2 separate regions of the Homo sapiens genome follow, and region 1 is linked to region 2. The links are chromatin contacts, found by Hi-C or POLR2A ChIA-PET in ENCODE. All regions are on one chromosome and are shown on one strand. Each heading gives the region's core, a stretch centred on a gene start or an enhancer-like site at or near the end of the contact. The rest is flanking DNA. Distances are from core to core; before and after follow the strand shown.

Region 1 (4,352 bases), core at 644-3,143, 250 kb before region 2:
AAAATAGAACAAGACCTTGTCCTAAAAAAAAAAAAAACGCCAAGATTCTGTAAGTCCTTTCTCAACTCTCTCAAAGCCAGCACTCTCCCGGGCAGCAGAAGAAATCCTTGCTTTTGTGAATATTACTGAAGTTATTATTGAAAATGCTCGAGCGAGGATTCTTGACGGTTGTCTTTGAGCAGAACAATATTCAGAAGGGAAGCTGTACTTTTTTTTTTTTTTTAAGAATGCTTAGTCCCCAGATCTTAAGAATACTTTACCAAAGTGTGAGGTCTAATAAGACTTAATGCTTACGACATGTTTTCTTTGGAAAATGTTTCAGCATATTTGGCATTAGTCAGGAGTTCAGATATGTAATATTCCACCACCCTTTTTCCTGGAACCAGTTTGAAAAACAAACTATTTATGGTATTAAAGATGGAAAATACTTTTCTCTTCCTGGCAATGTGGTGAAGTTGAACATTTTGCAACATTGGAGAAAGAAGTGTTCTTTCTGGGGCTGTCTAGCGGAATGCATGGATATGAGATAATAACATATTTTACTCCTGAGTAGTATTTGGATCAGGTTTTTTTTGGCAAATGCAAATTGCTTTTTGTGAAGTGCAAAACTGTGCCTTGGTGTTTATAAATATAAACTCTCTTCTAATCAGCCTGCATTTAATATCTGCCTAGTACACACGAGTTGAAGTTTGATAATGAACAAAGTTGTGAAGTGACCAGTGAAACCTTTCAACAAGCTTGCTTTTACCCTTCCTACTTAAAGAGCCAGGAGATCTAATTAGTCAACTGTGCAGACTGGCTGATGTTAGAATTTGATCATGTGGCTACTGCACAGTCATAGACAATTTCTGATTTCTGCAGTATAGCTCCCAAATGCAAACCCTGGTTACCCCTGTTTGATTGCTCTCTCTAAGCATTGGTATTCAGAGCATTCTATTGTAACCATGTAATACACATCCAGGGTTAATCCAGCATATACAGAATAGACTGTTTTTGAGTTGCAAGGTACAGAGAGAGAATACATAGTGAATGCGAATAACAAATCAGAATTACTTTTAGAACTTGGTCCTTTTTGAAAAATCCTTCTAAGTCTGCTTGGTTTTACCTTTGTAAGTTAACATATAGTCATCACATGCACATATACGCACACACACGGTCTCTTTCCCTTTCTAATAAACATATTGAAAGGTGAAGGGTTCGATCGCTGACATCAAGGTTTTCTCTTGCTCCAGTGCCCTGCCCCGAGGGTGCAGAACTCTCAGAGAGCCCTGTGTTGGTCCCACCAGGGCTGTTTCATGCCTTCTAATCAGCCAGAGTGCTCGAACATTATGCCCTGCTGCTCCCTGATCTAACTGGTAGTTGGTAGAGCTTGAGGAACAAGAGCTCCGAGCCAGGAAGCTCTGGGGTTTCTACCTGAGTGGCAGCACCCAGGCCACCAGGCTTACAGATGTTCCATCCCCCCAGGCTGCCTAGGCGTGCAGTCACATAGAACCTGCAGAGCCACCTCTGCACAACCCCTGTGGGCTACACCAGCAGTGGGCACTCCGCCCAATCCTTGCTTTATTGGCAGGGAGGAGGGGGTACAGGAGAGAAGATAGGCATCCTCTATGGACAGTTAATAATACCCATTGCATTTCTTTTTCTTTTTTATTTGATTGTGGTAAGAACACTTAGCATGAACTCTACCCTCTCAACACATTTTTAAGTATACAATACACTATTGTTGACTATAGGTACAATGTTGTGCATTAATTTTTTAAGTTTGTGATATATTTAGTAGCAAAGTCCTTCTGGAAAGTCCTCTGGCTCTGCTGCAGGGAAAGCTTGAGAACGGGAGCTCAGTTTCACCTGTTTGCTGAGAGCAAAAGGAAGCTGGCCCGGAAGTGGCTTGCAGGAAGGAGTTGAGCAGGGTTAGGGTGGGGAGACTGGGCAGTTTCTCTGGTTTTTGTAAGCTAGTTCTCTAATTACTTACCCTGAAATGTGTTCCGGAAACACTGACCTCCATTCTCTTATTCACATGGCAGACAGTGTACAAGCTGTTTCAAGCGAAATACTGATAATCAGGATATTAACTACTATATGTCTGCACCAGCCATGAATACAAATCACTGGTCACCAGTGTTTGCTCTGTTCCTTTTTAAAAAAATGTTTAATTAAATTAGGTAACTAATTAATTTGTAAAGATGGGGGGTCTCCATCTTGTCCAGACTAGTCTCAAACTCCTGGGCTCAAGCAATCTTCCTGCCTCGGCCTTCCAAAGTGCTGAGATTCAGTGGCTCACGCCTGTAATCCCCACACTTTGGGAGGCCGAGGCAGGTGGATCACGAGGTCAGGAGTTCGAGACCAGCCTGGCCAACATGGTGAAACCCCATCTCTACTAAAAATACAAAAATTAGCCAGGCGTGGTAGCACATGCCTGTAATCCCAGCTAGTTGGGAGGCCGAAGCAGGAGAATAGCTTGAACCCGGGAGGCAGAGGTTGCAGTGAACCGAGATCGCACCATTGCATTCCAGCCTGGGTGACAGAGGGAGACCCCATCTCGAAAAAAAAAAAAAGCCAAAGTGCTGAGATTATAGACATGAGCCACCATGCCCCACCTCTCTTTGTTTCTTTCTTAAGTTTAGAAATAAATGCTCGTTAGAGAAACTATTTATAAAACCAGCCCTGTTTATTCAGCATGGACTCATGAGACCAAATATAACTTATACAATGTTAATATGGCTGCATTTAATATTTAGTCACTGGGCTACATAGTAGGTAAAAATAACAGATAGTTTGTAAAAATGACTCTTTAGAATCACTTCTACAATATTACACTTTATTTTTTAAGTTTTTCCCTTTCAAGAAATTTGTGTTAATACCCTATAGACTTCTATCACCTTTTATCATTGCAGATATTTAGAAGGTTAGCAGTGTAATGACAAACAGATAAAGAAGTCTGTTTGTAGTTCATTTAAATATAAAAGGAATTGGCGTTTTAGTTGAAAACTTAGCTACACCTGATCAGTGTACTGCAGAACTTTGATGAGTGGGAGTCCCTGATAGATTCCTGGTTCTAGGCTCTTTGCCACCAGATCAACCAGAAAAAGGTGGTGTTTTGTTTTGTTTTGTTTTGTTTTTTGAGACTGAGTCTCGCTCTGTCTCCCAGGCTGGAGTGCAGTGGTGCGATCTCGGCTCACAGCAGCCTCCGCCTTCCGAGCTCAAGCGATTCTCCTTGCCTCAGCCTCCCAAGTAGATGGGATTACAGGTGCCCATCACCATGCCCAGCTGATTTTTGTATTTTTAGTAGAGACCAGGCTGGTTTTGAACTCCTGATCCGCCCACCTCAGCTGGGATTATAGGTGTGAGCCACCGCGCCCGGCCAGGTGTTCTTCATCAGACTGCAGGGACACCTCCAGCAATTGCTGCATGGTTCCTGGGGAATGCCTGCATTATTCTCCTAGTTTAAGGCAAATGAGCCAATTTCCAGAACTGGATTAGGGAAATGGAAACCCACACAAAGGAGGGGAATGAAGCTGAATGTTTCCCACTTCTTTTTCAGATTTACATGAGCCCAGAGGTCATCCTGTGCAGGGGCCATTCAACCAAAGCAGACATCTACAGCCTGGGGGCCACGCTCATCCACATGCAGACGGGCACCCCACCCTGGGTGAAGCGCTACCCTCGCTCAGCCTATCCCTCCTACCTGTACATAGTAAGTGGGGTTCAACCAGGGCTGGGGGCGGCGGGGGGGGGCGTTGAGTTATGCATCCCGCAGGCTTGGGAGGGACTGCTCTGCCTTCTATACCACCCCCATCTGAATGAGGCAATGGTGAAATGACAGGTAGCTACAAGTTCTTCCCATGTAGAAGCAAGCTCCATTCTTGCAAAGAAAACATAGCTATTTTAGTGGGAGCTTACTAAAATGTGCATTGGGCATAATTTATGCTATTCCATTGTATGTGTAATAATGCAACACTACTTAGTAGCATCAGAGTAGCATAAATATTTCAGCAAAGGAAGTTGTATGTGTTCTTTGAACAGTTAAAACATTTTTTATTATTAATGTTCACACCAGTGTGGCTTGTAGTGGAACATGCAATTCCCATTTTACTGTTGATAAATTCAGGAGCAGACACTTCCCTGTTACTGCACAGTGACTTTTGGGACACTGATTTGAAGCTGTCACTGACATTCAAACCTATCACTTATCTTTTGTAACATTAAATCAGAAGATGGGTTTAACCTGGTATCCTTTAGAAATTAAAGTGGGCCAAGCACGGTGGCTCACGCCTGTAATCTCAGCACTTTAGAAAGCCAAAACAAAAGGATCTCTTGAGCCCAGAAATTCAAGACCAGCCTGGGCAACAAAG
Region 2 (4,068 bases), core at 362-2,861:
CCTTTTTGTGTCTGTGCTGGTCACCCCATTAGGATTTCTGTCTTCCTCCGTTTGACTCACTGTCAACAGAGACCCTGTTGCACCTGATTCAACTGTTGCATGTTCTTGAAGTTAACAAATTCTTTTGTGCCATTTCTCCCAGGTACTGGTGTTTGATTTTGGTAGTGAAGTTTACGTATGGCATGGGAAAGAAGTCACGTTAGCACAACGAAAAATAGAATTTCAGCTGGCAAAGCACTTATGGAATGGAACCTTTGACTATGAGAACTGTGACATTAATCCCCTGGATCCTGGAGAATGCAATCCGCTTATCCGCAGGTACTACTGCCCCCACCTTGGGACGGCTCCCTGAGCGAGCTGATTCCCTTCGATCCCTCTGTTCTCACCACAGTCCTCTACTCTCGCTCTTTATAGGGTTCAGTTTTCATAAACGATTATATGCAGTGGACTGTGAATATTCACAAAAGGAACAGTTCTTTAACTTTTATCTAACTATTATAGAAATATGGATGCTGTCGTCTTCCAGAAGAGGTTTGTTATAGTTGATTTCTTGAAGTGAGCAAGAAATGCTGCAAGTTCCTCCCTGCGGCATTCCAAGTGCTGCTGTGGCAGATGAACAGCAATTGTTTAAACAAATTACATGCGGATCTGAAAGGCTTCCCCGGGTCTGGAATTCAGCCATTGATCTGAAAGTGCAAAAGCAACATGCCTCCCTCTAATTTCATACCTTCCCAGCATCGCCCTCGAATTCCAGGATTTATTTGGCAGCAGATGATGTTTATGTCTTTATACCTTTTGGGAAGGGAAGAGGGAGAGGAGATGGTATTAAAACAATGATTGCAATTGTAATATTCCCTGCAGGTACTAGACTCTTTAAAGTTATTTTTGAAATTGAATAGAATATGTGCAAACTCTAAAATTGTGATTATGAGAAAAAAATTCTTACATGCAAAGGATTGTTGTTGTCTTTTTAACTATCAGACCAAAAAAAGTAGTGCTTTTTAACTATGGGTGCTGTTACAATAGATGAGAAACCAATGAACCAACAAACAGCATAGAATATTGGGCATCACACAACTACATTTTAATGTTTTCCATTGAACTGGTATATGAATTTCAACTTTCCTGCCTAGTTTCCTGCTTTAAAATCCAATTATTGATTTTCTTATTAATTATTATAGAAATCATTAAAATTATGTCAGTGTGGTAAGAAGTTTTAATGTCCTTGTTAAGCAAATGCACTAATGTTTAACCTCAGTATGGTAACAACTGTTGTTTTAAGGACTGGAACTACAACAGCTCAAAAGATTTTATTTGGTATAGCAGAGAAAAAAAAACAAGCTAAAGCATAAAAATCTATGTGATAGCCAACTGTATTTAATAGTGGCATAATCACAGATCTGAAAGTAGATGACTGAGCTCCTAACCCACTGGTTTTCAACATCTCTGAGACAGAATCACCTGAGGGGCCTTTAAAAAAAAGGCATTTGCTCAGCCCAGCCCCAGAGATGTGTTTTCGTTTCATGTGAGTTACAGTTTATGTGTCAATATGTCTTAAAAGCTCCCAGGGATTTTAAGGTGCAGCCAAGATTACGCACCCAGCCCTTCTTAGCAAATGAGGCTGAAACCACTGAGCCCAGTTCCGGCTGTAGGTCAGGGCAGTGCGTGGAGAAACACATCTGGCTTCTGGCCCAGGTTCATCCCCCTCACCCTGCAATCTGCTGCATCGCTTGCTCACAACGCTTCAAAACATAAGTGACAGATTCTAAAGCAGAAACCAAAAGCCCTTTCAATTATCATCTTAGCAAGCCTGCAGAGTAGGACTGACATAAGAGACAGTCATTCAGATATTTTCTGATAAAGACCACACAGCCTTTCAAGACCACCGTGCATTTTCCATAGGTGCTTATGTTTGGTTCCTAAAGTCCCATAAGAGCATGAGGTAGAAGTGTCTGTGCTCTATGATTTATCCGGCAGCTTTCTTTGAATCAGGCAGCCTTTTTGATGTGCCTCAGCTGTGACATCAGCAGCTGTGGTCTTGACCAAGCAGGAAGTGACTGAGGCAGTAGCACAGCAGGGCACAAGCAGCAGCGGGGGTTGCTCTAAGAGGTGGCTGCATCCCAGGCCAGATTCACAACCGAAGATGGGTCTGGAGGGATGAAAGATCGTGCATATTATTCCAGGGCTACTCCCTCCGCAGCACGCATATCTTCTCTACCTTTTGTTTTATTTCTTTTTCTTTCTTTTTTTAAATTTTTAATTAATTAACTTATTTTTTTGAGACAGAGTCTCATTCTTGTCGCCCAGGCTGGAATGCAATGGTGCTATCTTGGCTCACTGCAACCTCTACCTCCTGGGTTTAAGTGATTCTCCTGCCTTAGCCACCCGAGTAGCTGGGATTACAGGTGCCCGCCACCACATCTGGCTAATTTTTGTATTTTTAGTAGAGACGGGGTTTCACTATGTTGGCCAGGCTGGTCTTGAACTCCTGACCTCAGGTGATTCACCTGCCTCGGCCTCCCAAACTGCTGGGATTACAGGCATAAGCTACCACACCCAGCCCTCAGCTCTACCTTTTTCTAAATTACCTGTGTTCTTGGGGACAGCACAAATTCTGAAATCCCAAGCCCGCACAAGACCTCCTATCTTTCTGTGCTCTCCCCATCTGCCGTCTTGGTCAGTGGCCTAGAAATAAGTGCACAAAAAGGCACTTCAAGATCTATGAAAGTGTGTTCATTTTAGTGATGGGAGAATCTCTGTACTCTGGAGAGCTTTGTTGTAACATGAAATAAAATAATAGAGAATTGAGGAGGGAGCTACCTCTTCCCTACGTCTATTAATTAATTGGAGGAAACTTGGTGAGCATTTGCAGGTGACTGGGTGGCACAGAGTAGATGACAAGTGAGGTTTGCCCACAGCTCCTGCTATTGCCGAAATCTCCACCCAGCGTGCCACTCCCAGGGCATCCCAAAGACAAGAATTTGCTAGAATGTGGCCAGGTACAGTGGCCCACACCTGTAGTCCCAGCATTTTGGGAGGCTGAGGTGGGAGGATTGCTTGAAGCCAGAAGTGCAAGACAGCCTGGGCAACATAACGAGACCTGGTCTCTATTAAAAAATTAGCTAGGCATGGTGGCACACATCTGCAGTTCCAGCTATTTGCAAGGCTGAGGCAGGAGGATCACTGCAGCCCAGGAGTTCGAGGCTGCAGGGAGCTATGATTGTGCAACTGCACTTCAGCCTGGGCAACGGAGCAAGACCTTATCTCAAAAAAAACAAAAAACAAAAACAAAAAAAACTTGCTAGAATGTAAGAAAAGTCTAGTCCTGACATGGTTCATGTCACATTAAGGCACATCAAAAACTCCATGGACACAAAGCTTTGCAAGACTTCAGACTAAAATAACAAAATGTCAGTATTTGGTAAAATGCAGGAAAATAAACCATTTATTTTATATGTACTCACGTACTTTGAGGTTTTTTCCAGCAGCCGCATGTGTTTTAGATTCCTTTGTTTAAGCTTGGCTTCATCTTGGTTCTTTTCCTGTCTGTTCTCCCAACCCCCTTCCCACCCTACAGAAAAGGACAGGGGCGGCCCGACTGGGCGATATTTGGGAGACTTACTGAACACAATGAGACGATTTTGTTCAAAGAAAAGTTTCTGGATTGGACAGAACTGAAAAGACCAAATGAGAAGAACCCCGGGGAACTTGCCCAGCACAAGGTATTCCAGTGACCAAGTCTCAAACCTCAGGGCTTGGTTCGGGTCCCAACAAAAGTGGCCTTGATGTAAAATGATCAAATCAGGATAGTTCGCATGGCTGTCACCCCAGATGTATCATTTCTTTGTGGTGAGAACATTCAAATCTTCTCTTCTAGCTATTTTGAAATATGCAATACAGTATTGGAAAACAGTCACCCCACTGTGCAGGAGAAAACCAGAGCTCATTCCTCCTCTCTGATTGTCATTTTGTACCTGTTGGCCAACATCTCCCTATCCTCCCTGTCCCGTCTCCTTCCCACACCCCCTTCCCCATGAAACAGATGCATTTATCAACACATCAAATCAT

The links. A loop is a pair of places that touch in the nucleus more often than their neighbours do. ChIA-PET counts read pairs that join two places held with the same protein, here RNA polymerase II (POLR2A). Pooled maps may share reads with other maps.
Region 1: a pooled map shows a loop between it and region 2 (2.9-fold over the local background). The contact joins two enhancer-like sites. A Hi-C loop is called at or near these places in 1 of 50 pooled maps. POLR2A ChIA-PET finds 5 or more read pairs at or near these places in 4 of 52 experiments (A673, OCI-LY7, activated CD4-positive, alpha-beta T cell and 1 more).

Annotation. Positions count from the first base shown.
Region 1 is chr10:30,454,543-30,458,894 of GRCh38, forward strand. MAP3K8 (mitogen-activated protein kinase kinase kinase 8) reads left to right here. Exons shown (of 9, transcript NM_005204.4): 7 at 3,542-3,694. Among named protein-coding and RNA genes, the nearest start is that of MAP3K8, 23 kb to the left of the region's middle. Within about 2 kb of position 1,894, at least 22 of the 41 ENCODE cell types and tissues checked have a DNase peak (open chromatin) inside an H3K27ac peak, as active enhancers do; they include OCI-LY7, where a contact is called at or near this core.
Region 2 is chr10:30,699,945-30,704,012 of GRCh38, forward strand. It overlaps the pseudogene SVIL2P. Among named protein-coding and RNA genes, the nearest start is that of LINC02644, 21 kb to the right of the region's middle. RefSeq lists enhancers at 1,976-2,115, 2,136-2,185. Within about 2 kb of position 1,612, at least 12 of the 41 ENCODE cell types and tissues checked have a DNase peak (open chromatin) inside an H3K27ac peak, as active enhancers do; they include OCI-LY7, where a contact is called at or near this core.